Regions from separate parts of the Homo sapiens genome. Here region 1 is linked to region 2. Evidence: read pairs that join two places in POLR2A ChIA-PET (ENCODE). Cell type or tissue: HCT116. All regions are shown on one strand. Each heading gives the region's core, and the rest is flanking DNA. Links, peaks and the distances in the headings are about the cores only.

The links. ChIA-PET counts read pairs that join two places held together with the same protein. Peaks named below come from ENCODE experiments on the same cell type or tissue, not always from the same donor. Only the 100,000 strongest peaks of a DNase experiment are listed, where the experiment ranks them.
Region 1: POLR2A ChIA-PET joins it to region 2 with 5 read pairs; 8 of 35 experiments call an interaction of 5 or more read pairs at or near these places.

What each region holds. Positions count from the first base shown.
Region 1 is chr5:160,033,435-160,041,427 of GRCh38, forward strand. TTC1 (tetratricopeptide repeat domain 1) reads left to right here. Exons shown (of 8, transcript NM_003314.3): 3 at 1,706-1,766; 4 at 3,257-3,369. Among named protein-coding and RNA genes, the nearest start is that of TTC1, 28 kb to the left of the region's middle. In HCT116, for the core only: no CTCF peak of the experiment used is centred there; no DNase peak of the experiment used is centred there.
Region 2 is chr5:160,414,447-160,418,459 of GRCh38, forward strand. SLU7 (spliceosome associated SLU7) reads right to left here. Exons shown (of 16, transcript NM_006425.5): 2 at 679-864; 3 at 1-26. The coding sequence starts at 848. Among named protein-coding and RNA genes, the nearest start is that of SLU7, 2.6 kb to the right of the region's middle. In HCT116, for the core only: no CTCF peak of the experiment used is centred there; no DNase peak of the experiment used is centred there; H3K4me3 peaks cover 501 bases.

The DNA of each region.
Region 1 (7,993 bases), core at 2,464-4,963, 380 kb before region 2:
TTGGGAAATACCCGGTCTCATCAATAGCATATTGACAAATCTTTTCCAGAGAAAGAATGTTTTTATTTTGGTTCCTGTATTAATCCATTTTCACACTGCTATTAAGAATTGCCTGAGAGTGGGTGATTTATAAACAAAAGAGGTTGAATTGACTCACAGTTCCACATGGCTATAGAGGCCTCAGGAAACTTAACAATCATGGCGGAAAGTGAAGAGAAAGCTGATGGTTTTAAAGTGTGGCACTTGAAAACCATCAGTTCTCATGAAAGTGAACTCACTATCATGAGAACAACATGGGGGAACCGTCCCCATGATCCAGGGTCCGTCCCTTGACCCGTGGGGATATTTGGGTAGGAACACAGATCATATCAGTTCCTCATGTTAAAAGGACCAATTGTTTAGGTTCCAGGCTTCTCTTGTGCATGAAATACCCTGCTAACTGTATTTCCTCCCTTTGAAATTACTTAATCAGAATGCTAACTGTATTTCCTCCCTTTGAAATTACTTAATCAGAAGCTTCAAGAAGGAGGAAAGAGCCCAGCACAGTGGTGTGCACCTATAGTCCCATCTACTCAGGAGGCTGAGGCAGAAGGATCACTTGAGTCCAAGAGTTCAAGGTTATAGTGTGTGTTGATCACATCTGTGAATAGACACTGCACTCTAGCCTGGACAACATAGTGAGACCCTATCTCTTTTTTTTTTTTTTTTTTTTTAAGGGACTTTGGTAGATTTTCTGTTTTTGGGGTTTTTTTGTTGTTTTTGTTTTAAAGCACTGTCAAAAGGTGGCAGGCATACAGACTCTTCTGGTTTGGCTTGTGCCAGTTATATTGTTAAGATGTTCCACAAAAAAGTGCACACACTCAGCATGCGTCTACTTTGCTTTGCAGGATAACATTCTCTCAGCCTTTGTGTTTGATGAGTTTTTGGCCATCTATGTGAGTTTCTGAGTTGTTTGAATAAGCTAAGAAAAGACAGACTTATTTATTTAGGTTTCTTCACATTTTCCTATGTTAACCTGCTAACAGTATACTGCCCTAACCCTACAGACTTGGCTTGTACCCACAAATGTGCTCTCCTAGCATACTGTGTCTCCTTCATGACACAAACCATGAAGGGTTCTTATAAGGATTAAAGTACTTATTTCACAGAAAATAATAGCTTATTTATTGAGCCCTTATTTGCTAGTCACTGTATGGGCAGCTTTATGTATATTATGACATTAATCCATTAAACAGTAGTCCATAATACTATTAAAGCTTCATTTTTGAAATGAAGAAACTAAGGCTCAGAAAGATTCTGAAACTTGTCCGAGGCCACATAACTAGTAAGTACTAGAAGCTACAATTTGAATTTACACTGGTATGCACACCAGTGGGTATGTTATTTAGTTTCATTTCTGAGTAAGTAGAAATTAAGTGATACTGTAATTATCATTCCATTGCAAAAGATAGAAACATAGAAAGCAAAGGACATGCCAAGAAGACCTACATTTTTTGTTTTAAACATCAAGAATGCAATTGATAATTAGCCTGATGGTCATGTGTTTTTTTTCCTCTATCACTGTACAAGGTTTTGGTGAAACTGATGCAGTTCTCAAAAGTCAGACTGTTGCCTATTAAATAGACTTGTGCATAAGGAAAGCTCACCTTTTTGTTCACTTATAATAATATTGTGAGAAATTATGTAATTCTCTGATGTCTTTCAGAAAAGAAGAGAAGAGAGCACTAGACTAAAGGAGGAGGGAAATGAACAGTTTAAGAAAGGAGGTAAGACGACTTTCAGCACTGATAATCTGGTCATCTTGACTCCTCATCCTGTTGTAGAGTCTGTGAAGAAACCCCAAAGAACATCTGAAGAAACCCCAAAACCAGACTTCACAATACAGTGTTGCTTCCCAGTACCTTGGCATTTTGAGTTTTTAACCAGGCCAAATTATTCATCTGATGGTGACCAGTTACCATTTGTCTCTTGGCACATGCATAGTCTTTCTGTAATCCACTATCTGTTAGTCTAGAATCAGGGGTAAAACTCTTGAGCTCTTGCTTTGGAAAACACTAACCTGGAATATTAAAGGTTATGTGCTGCATTGCTGTGAAAGCAGAGTCGCCGCTCCTCACTTGCTGTGGGGCTGTGAAAGCAGCCTGACTGCTCTGGTATGGCCTAGGGCTGCCTGTCCTTTGGTTGCTCTTTCTTTCTTTCTTTCTTTTTTTAAATTCTCCAAACTGCTTCAGAAAGGTTGCTCTTTCATGTGCCATTTTCTTTGGATGCCTTAAGTAGGGAGATTCTTCATGTCCTTCTGCATTTTCTACATTTGCTTAGAAATAAGTTGGTGGGGTTCATTCTGATAATTTGGGGTAACTATTTGATCTTAGAGCAAAAGTCTTCTGTCACATCTTAAAGTGTATATGCTTCAGAAATCTAGGAGTGTTAACATTTTCCGCTAGTTATTTTCAGGTTTTTAATTTTTTTCTTATTGTTTTCCAAAAGTTACCCTATTACCTGATTTCAGATTTTAGGGTTTTTTTTTTTTTCCTATATCTTGGTTTAGTAATCATTAATACTGTTTTCTAATAGAATAAACACTTCTAATTTTGGAAGCATATTTTTTGTATGTTAATATTAAATATTTCAAACCTGAGAAAGGAGTACATAGGCAATTTTCTATTAGTATCCTGACCATAATTCTCTTTTTCACCATTTTCTCTTTTAAGGTCTTGATTTAAATATTGATTTTTACATTGTTCCTTTTAGCTCTATCAAATGTCTCTCTTCAAACATTTCACGGATGCTGTTTTAGCCAGGTTGACTGTATGAAAGCACAACAGATTTAATGAAAACAAATATGTATAATTTTTTTCTTTATCTCAGGCCATGGATCCCAGAGTTTAGTCTCTTTCCTCTGTCCAGTTCTGTAACCTCCTTTGAAAACTCCTTTCTGAATTGCCCAGCCAAATGAAAACTGAACATTGAGGGAATGCCAGGACTCCTGAGTATTGAGGGCTTGTCACTGACAGCATGTTCAGCTGTCAGTTCACCAAGCACAGCCTGTGAGATTGGCACAAGCAAGCACTGTTCCTTTAAAGAGAGAAGAAAAGAAGAAATGATTTTTACTGCGCCAGACTTAATAGACTGTTACCATCTTTTAACTCAAAACCTTCATCCTATGAATGGAAAACAGTGCTTCTGAGATCCTGTGGAATATAGTAGTATCAGGAATAAAATCAAAATGACCATTCATCCTTTCTCTTATCCTCAGATTATATAGAAGCTGAAAGTTCTTATAGTCGAGCCCTCGAAATGTGCCCATCCTGCTTCCAAAAGGAGAGGTCGATTCTATTTTCAAATAGAGCTGCAGCAAGGATGAAACAGGTATGTATCTGTGACCTTTTCTTTTTAAAAAGCACATGGACTTGCAGTCTTTTCATACCATAGTTTCTCTCCAGAAACTAGCATAGAGGTTGCTGCCTCCCTTTTCCTGCCCATATATTTCCCTGATGTAAAGGCCACAGGGAGAATAGAAAATCTTTTGAAAAACTTGAGTCAGATTACTGTTAACATTCCCCATTAAAGTAGCTGAGTGAATACTTTCATGGAAGGAGGGCTGGCAAATTTTTTGCTAAACTAGGTCAGGTTAATGAAGCAATGAGCCAAGCAGTGCATGTCCTAGAATAGCTCTAGATCCTTATTTTAGGCCTCTGGAATTCTAGATAAACATGCAAAGGCACAGGGAAACACTGGTAAAAACTCTGGGCTTTAAAGCATCTTTAAAGATGGTTATTCCCAGGATTCTGACTTTTCTGTTCAAAGTATGGACACTTGGAGAAATCTCCAACAGCTGGGATAAAAGGTACCCTTAAATGCAAAATAGGTGTCAAGGAACTTTGAAAACATTTTGTATTTCCAAAGGACTGAGAACCTAGTATAACAAGGTGAGTATGGAATAGGTGAGAGTACAAATATATTTGTTTTATACCATGACCTTATTAAAAGTTAGATTTGGGCCAGATGCAGTGGCTCACACCCGTAAACCCAGCACTATGGGTGGCCGAGGCGGGCACATCACCTGAGATCAGGAGTTCGAGACCAGCCTGGCCAACATGGTCAAACCCCATCTCTACTAAAAATACAAAAATTAGCCAGGCATGGTGGTGGGCACCTGTAATCCCATCTACTCAAGAAGCTGAGGCAGGAGAGTCGCTGAAGCCTGGAGGCAGAGGTTGCAGTGCACTGCACTCTGGCCTGGGCGACAAGAGCAAAACTCTGTCTCAAAAAAAAAGTTAGATTTGTTTCTGATTTGTCTGATTTTCCGATTTAGTCTTCATAATCCTTGGATTGAAATGAGAGTGGTTTTTTTTTTTTTTAAACCATACCACTTTTTAAACTATGGCTACTTACATCCAAAGTACAAAGGATAGGTTATTTAACATACCTTTAAGCAACCATGATGCTGGCTCAAGATTGGAAGTGGCAGTGTTTTCATTTGTTTGTTTAGATCAGATATCTCTTTGATACTGTCTGAAATTCTCAAATGCCTCTACCACAGTCACTTTAGGTGACAAGGTTTTTTTTGTTGTTGTTGTTTTTTTTAAAGGCCCCAGGGCAGGGTTGCGGGGGTGGGTGCTTGAATGCTTGGACATGCAGAAAGGTTACGGTTTTTTTTTTTTACCAGAACTTGTGTAAGATTCAATCTTCAAAGCAGAGTATTTTTGGAGTATTTCATGTGGCATGAGAGAAGAAATAATTTTATAGTATACAAACCAACATTTTGTATTAGAGAAAACAAAACAATTGGTTTAACTTTATTTAAAACAATATTCATTAATGTGTCCCACCAGCAATCAGAATTAACATCTAACAGTTTTTACACTTACCTGGAAAATTCTGATCTTTTAGATTTGCTTCTCCCTTTTGCCACATTTTTAGACTGGACATTGTCATTGTGAAATAGGATCAAGGATGTGCCTTCAGTATCAGAGGAAATGCACCATACCCAGTTGGCTCCTGGGATTTGGGATTCTTTGTTTCTACAGTTGCCCAAGTTATTGATATTTCTAGGTTTGGGCTCACATAAATAGTCTGGTTCTTGAGTTAGGAAAATGTATGGTCTTGTTAGTATTTTGTCTGTCACATCTGAGGAGAACTCAAAAGAGCGTTGCTCTATGATTGTTGCCTGTTCAAAGAATAGTTTTGTTGGTGAAGTTTTCTGTTCTTTTAAGTTGCGTTTCTTTTTTTTTTTTTTTTTTTTTGAGACGGAGTCTCACTCTGTCACCTAGGCTGGAGTGCAGTGGTGTGATCTCGGCTCACTGCAACCTCCGCCTCCCGTGTTCAAGCGATTCTCCTGCCTCAGCCTCCTGAGTAGCTGGGATTACAAGTGCGCGCCACCACGCCAGGCTAATTTTTGTATTTTTAGTAGAGACAGAGTTTCACCATGTTGGTCAAGCTGGTCTCAAACTCCTGACCTCGTGATCCGCCCACCTCAGCTTCCCAAAGTGCTGGGATTACAGGCGTGAGCCGCCGTCCCCGGCCTTAAGTTGCATTTTTAATACTTTATGAAGACTCTAAAATGAGAGACTTGATAACTTCTAGGATTAGTACCCTGACACAATTTAAGGAGCATATTATATTCTAAGTTTTTCAAGGAAATGATGGTTTAACTGCTTTAAGAGGTAAAGATGAAGAATTTCTGAAAGGCAGGTTTGCAAGCTCAGCATCCCTGACTCAGTGCCCCTGGCCACGCTTCACATTTCATATCTGGAGAGAGAAAAGGTAACCTGGAGCTAGGGCAGAGTTTCAGCTCTAGGTCTCGCTAGCTATACAAGAGCAGAGCCCTAAAAGAGTAGGTTCTCTTTTTTTTTTTTTTTTTAACTACTGTCCTTATATATTATATACATTGTTTTATATGTATAGTTAGATTTGTTTGTCCTTATATGCTGTGTACATTTGTTTTGTCACTATATATTATGTATACTGTTTTATATAGATAGATAGCTACCTATATATAAAAATTATGAAAGAATGGTAAAGTTGTGATTTTTTTTTTTTTCCCACACACTCCACTTTGGGGACTACCATTGTAAGCAGCAGACAACACCTGGGTCCTCTGAGGTATTAGTAGACTATGAGCCTCAAACAAAAGTTTCTGCAATAAAATTCCATAATTCCTTGATTTGAGGAGACAGTGGATAAGATGCACTACAGCTTAATAATCACTTCTAGGCACACAAAGAATACCATCACAACAGTTGTACACATAAATTGTAAAGATTTATTTCTATTTCAGAAACTGTGAAATTGTGTGTCTTTGACTTATAGAAATGTGATAAGTTGAAAAAATATTGACTTATATAAAGTTATACAGATTACTTACAGGACTTCTTAGAGTTTTTGATATTTGAATTGGTATGCTGAACATTGAAAGAGAAATAAAAAAAGGTCCCAGATGACCCTGAAACCTTTTTTGTTTTGTTTATTGTGGTAAAATACAGATAACATAAAGTTGGCCATTTTAAAGTACAGTCATGAGTCACTTAACAACGGGTATACATTCTGAGAAATGTGTTATTAGGTGATTTCATCATTGTGCAAACATCATAGAGTATACTTACACAAATCTGGATGGTATGGCCTACTACACACCTAAGCTATATGGTATAACCTATTGCTCCTGGGCTACAAACCTGTACAGCATGTTTCTGCACTGAATTACTATAGGCAGTTGGAACACAATGGTAAGTATTTGTGTATCTAAAAAGAAAAGGTGCAGTAAAAATGCAGTATTTTTTAAATGGTGCATCTATATATATAGATACATAAACACACACACATATGTATACACACACACACACACATACATATACCGTGTATGCCATGAATGGATCTTGCAGGACTGGAAATTGCTCTGGGTGAGTCAGTGAGTGAGTGGTGAGTGAATGTGAAGGCCTAGGACATTACACTACTGTAGACTTCATAAATATCTTACATTTAGGCTTCACTAAATTTATTTTTTTAATTTTTCTTTAATAAATTCACCTTGGTTTACTGTGCCTTGTTTTCTTTATAAACTTTTAAATTTTTTTAAACTCTTTTATAATAACAGCCTAAAACATAAACATGTTGTACAACTACAAAAATATTTTCTTTATGTCCTTTTCTCTTCTGAGCTGGGGCAGGGTCTTGCTCTGTTGCCCAGGCTGGAGTGCAATGGCACAGTCATCGCTCACTACAGCCTTGAACTCCTGGACTCATGCGATCCTCCCACCTCAGCCTCTCCAGCAGCTGGGTAGCTGGGACTACAGACCTGCACTACCACTCCCAGCTAATTTTGTTTGGTTTTCTTTTAATTTTTTTTTTTTAATTTTTTTAGAAATGGGGTCTTGTGTTTCACAGATTAGTCTTGAACTCCTGGCCTCAAGTGGTCCTCCTGCTTTAGCCTCCCGAATCACTGGAATTATAGGCGTGAGCTACTGTGCCCAGCTATATCTTTATTCTATATACTTTTTTCTATTAAATAATTTTTTTTTTTTTTACTTTTTAAACTTTTCTGTTGAAAACTAGGATGCAAATACACACAGTAGCCTAGGCCTACACAGGATCAGGAGCATCAGTATCACTGTCTTCCAGCTCCACATCTAGTCCCACTGGAAGGTCCTCAAGAGCGACACATACATGAAACTGTCATCTCCATCTCCTATGATAAAAATGCCCTGTTCTGGAATACTTCCATACTTCCGATAGGACCTGCCTGAGGCTGTTTGACAGTACACTTTTTTTTAGTAGAAGGAGTACACTCTTAACATAATAAAAAGTAGTGTATAGTAAATACATAAACCAATAACAGCCATTTATTATCAAGTATTATGTATGTATTATGCTTTCTTTCTTTTTTTTTTTTTTTTGGAGATAGAGTTACTCTGTTGCCTAGGCTGTAGTACAATGGCGCTGTCTCAGCTCACTGCAACCTCTGCCTCCCGGTTTCAAGCAATTCTCCTGCGTC
Region 2 (4,013 bases), core at 1,318-3,817:
ACTGAGGAATATGGGGGTTGATGTCTCTGTAATTAAAGTAAAAAAAAAAAAAATTTAAGGATAAAATTGGAAAATAATCAGTATTACAATTACAAAGGTAGCTTATACAAAATCTAAGAACAGAAATATTGCAGTGGTAGGGGGAAGAGAACAAGGTTGCTATCTCTATACTATAATAAAGAATAATTAAAAATAAAGAAGTAATTTATTTTAGAGTGAAAATATTTCCAACTAAGAAACTAAGAATAGTGATATAACTGAAGGGGGACAAGAGAGGAAGGAAAATAGAGATGTGTGTTAGTAATCTAAATCTTCTATCACAAGAAGTTTTGGTTCAAATAATGTCTATAGTCAATTAATTAAAATAATTGTGTAGGTATTATTATCTAGAGATGTGACGGTAACAACCAGAAAAACTCAAAATAGAAAGATTTCATAGCAGTCACTTCTGTAGAGCAGGCCAGGGGTGGGAACGGTAAAAAAGGACTGTTGCTATTCATTATAAGCCCTTCAACATAATTTCATTATTAAACCATATGCATATGAGTTTGATAAAATAAAAAACAAAAATGACATAAATGAAGAGAGGTTCCTCTCAAAGGATGAAAAATTAATAAACTAAGTAGACATGAATTTGAATTCTGAATGAATGGATCATACAAAAAATTAAGTACTTACTTTCCTTCTTCATCAACTTCTGCAGGAGCATTGCCCAATTTTCGCTGTTCTTCTAGCTCCTTCTTCTTTCTCCAGTCCTCTCTGGTCATCTTCTTTGGTTCTTCCAAACTCATTTCTTTGGACCCCGATAGGGGTGCAGCATTAACTGCATCTACAACTGTGGCTGACATGGTTATCTGGCCTCCTCTAGGAAAAGAAGTGAAACTTACAGTAAAAAGTAGGCCTTCATGAATTCACTCAAACTACCAAAAATACATCCTAATAATATATACTGTTTCATATGTTTTTTTTTCTCCTATATTATGTGTAAGGAAGGGTCTCTTCCCCCTCCTCAAGGTCTCTACATACTGTTAGCACTGTTTCTCTCTCAACTCCAATTTACAAATGGAGAGAGACACACACGTGTATTTAAAATTTCACAGGACTCTTTTCTCATATCCATCCTTAATCCCTCTTTCTGTGTATGTCTCAAACTTTTCTAACACAGTAACTCTTAATGAGAGAAAAGAGGGTCCTATCTCTGTACCCCTTCAAGAATGAATATCTCAAGAGTTATCTATATTCACTGCCTCCATTTCCTCACCTTCTATTTTCATCCTCACTCACTCTAACTTAGCCCTCCATTCCCTACCATTCTAAAGAAAAGAGTTACATCATTAAGTCATCAAGGACCATTGTGCTAAATCCAATGGACATTTTTCAGCTCTGTTCCTTCCCTTTTTATATATTATGTCTTGACTTCCCTGACACTACATTCTCTTGGTTTTTCTTTTTCTTTTTTTTTTAGAGACAGAGTCTCGCTCTGTTGCCCAGGCTGGAGTGCAGTGGCATGATCTCAGCTCACTGCAACCTCCGCCTCCCAGGTTCAAGCGATTCTCCTGCCTCAGTCTCCCGAGTAGCTCGATTACAGGTGCCCGCCACCATGCCCGGCTAATTTTTTCGTATTTTTTGTAGTGACAGGATTTCACCACACTGGCCAGGCTGCTCTCAAACTCCTGACCCCAGGCCATCTGCCCACCTTGGCCTCCCAAAGTGCTGGGATTACAGGCGTGAGCCACTGTGCCTGGCCCTCTTGGTTTTTCTTGTACCTCTCTTGTCATCAAATTTTGCCCAGTTATTTAATGTTGGATTCCTCAAGGCTCAGTCAGCACCTTTTAAGCCACTCTAAACTCCCACTAATGGATAAGCTCATTTACTTCCAAGGCTTCAATGGTCACAATACAACACTGCTGGCTCTCCAACTTATTTTTCTATAAAATAAAAAATAATAAAGGAACAACGTATTTTTCTATTCAAGACTTTTTATCTGAGCTTCAGATACATATATCCAATTGCTTACTTGACATCTCCACTTAGAGGCCAGAGGCATTTAAACTCAATACGTCTTAATTCAATCTCATGATCTTCCCTCTGAAATCTAATCTCCTACTCTTCCCTATCTTAATGAAAGACAACACCATCCGTCCCTTTACATTAAGTGCTTCAGCTTATCCCTACATCTATCTCATCACTAAGAACAGTTATTTTCACCTTTTGAGTATCATTCAAATGCATCTACTTCTTTCCATTCTTACTGCTACCACCCTAGTGTAAGTTATTACTTTTTCCTACTTACTGGACTCTTCTGATTCCCTCCAATCAATTCTCCACATTGCAGTGTTAATTTTTCAAAACACAAATCTGATCATATCATGTCTGACATGGTTTGGCTCTGTGTCCCCAGCCAAATCTCATCTTGAATTGTACTCCTGTAATTCCCAAGTGTTGTGGGAGAGACCGGGTGAGAGATCACTGAATCATGGCGGCAGTTTCTCCCATACTGTTCTCCTGGTAATGAATAAGTTTCACGAGATCTCATGGTTTGATAAAGGGAAACCCGTTTTGCTTGGCTCTCATTCTCTATTGTTGCCGCCATGTGAGAGGTACCTTTCACCATGTTTGTGAGGCCTCCCCAGCCACGTGGAACTGTTAAGTCCAACAAACTTACTTCTTTAGTAAATTGGCAGGTCTGGGCTATGTCTTCATTGGCAATGTGAAAACAGATTAATACAATGTCCTACTGCCCAAGCTTAAAATCCTCCAATGCAGTACCGTCCAAAAATTCAATACAGCACCATCTAAGAGAAATACAATGCTAGTCCCACATGTAATTTTATGTTTTCCAGTAGTCACATTAAAAAAGTAAAAATAAACAGGTAAAATTACTTTTACAAGATTTTATTTAATGTAATATATCCAACATATTATAATTGCAAATTTGAATTAGAAAAAAAACAACTCTGTCTTTAAAAGTTGATATGGGTTTTACACTTATTTAAACTAATCACATTTCCAGTCTCAATAACCACAAGTGGCTAATAACTATCATAACGAATAGTGACACCTGGGTGCGATGGTTCACACCTGTAATCCCAGCACTTTGGGAGGCCGAGGCGGGCGGATCACCTGAGGTAAGGAGTTTGAGACCAGCCTGGCCAACCTGGCGAAACCCCGTCGCTACTAAGCATATACAAAAAAATCAGCCAGGCGTGGTGGCGTGCACCTGTAATCCTAGCTACTCGGGAGGCTGAGACAGGAGAATCACCTGAACCCAGGAGGCCGATATTGCAGTGAGCTGATATTGCGTCACTGCACTCCAGCCTGGGCGACAGAGCTAGACTACGTCTCAAAAAAAAAAAAAAAAAAATGACGCTCCAAAGGATTTTATCATTCGTACTCTAAAAACTGACATCTTTTTAACACACCTACACGGTCCACCATGGTCTGGCACCTGCCTACCTTCCAGCCTCACCATTACAACTATCCCCGCTTCCTTCTCTACTAACTACATAGACCTTCTTGTAGTTCCTCTAGTTCCTCTAACAAACCGTGCTCCCTGTAGACACTGGGCCTTTACACAAGCTCTTTCCCAGTGGAAAGTGCTCAATGCCTGGGGGTCTACGATGCTTCTCAAAGGTGTTCTCTTCTATGTCTGACCTATAGAAAACCTCCACATATATTTGTGTAACATATAAACTGATGGCCTAAATATACTGCGAAGAGAAGCACAACAACGGTAAATTTAATCTTTATTAAAACAGCTACCATTTCTCGAGCCTACCGTGTATCACCTCATCTAATCTTCACAATAAGCCCAGTAGATAGGTCTGATGAACACCATTTTACAGTGAAGAAACAGGTTCTGAGAGGTAAGATCCTCAGCCAAGAACACATTGTAGTAAGAAATAAGGACTTCAAACACAACTCTGACTCCAAAGTCAGTTCTCTAAACCAGTATGTTATACTTGTCCACAGAACATTGGCTTCTGGGCCTAAAATATTAAAAACTAAAACTG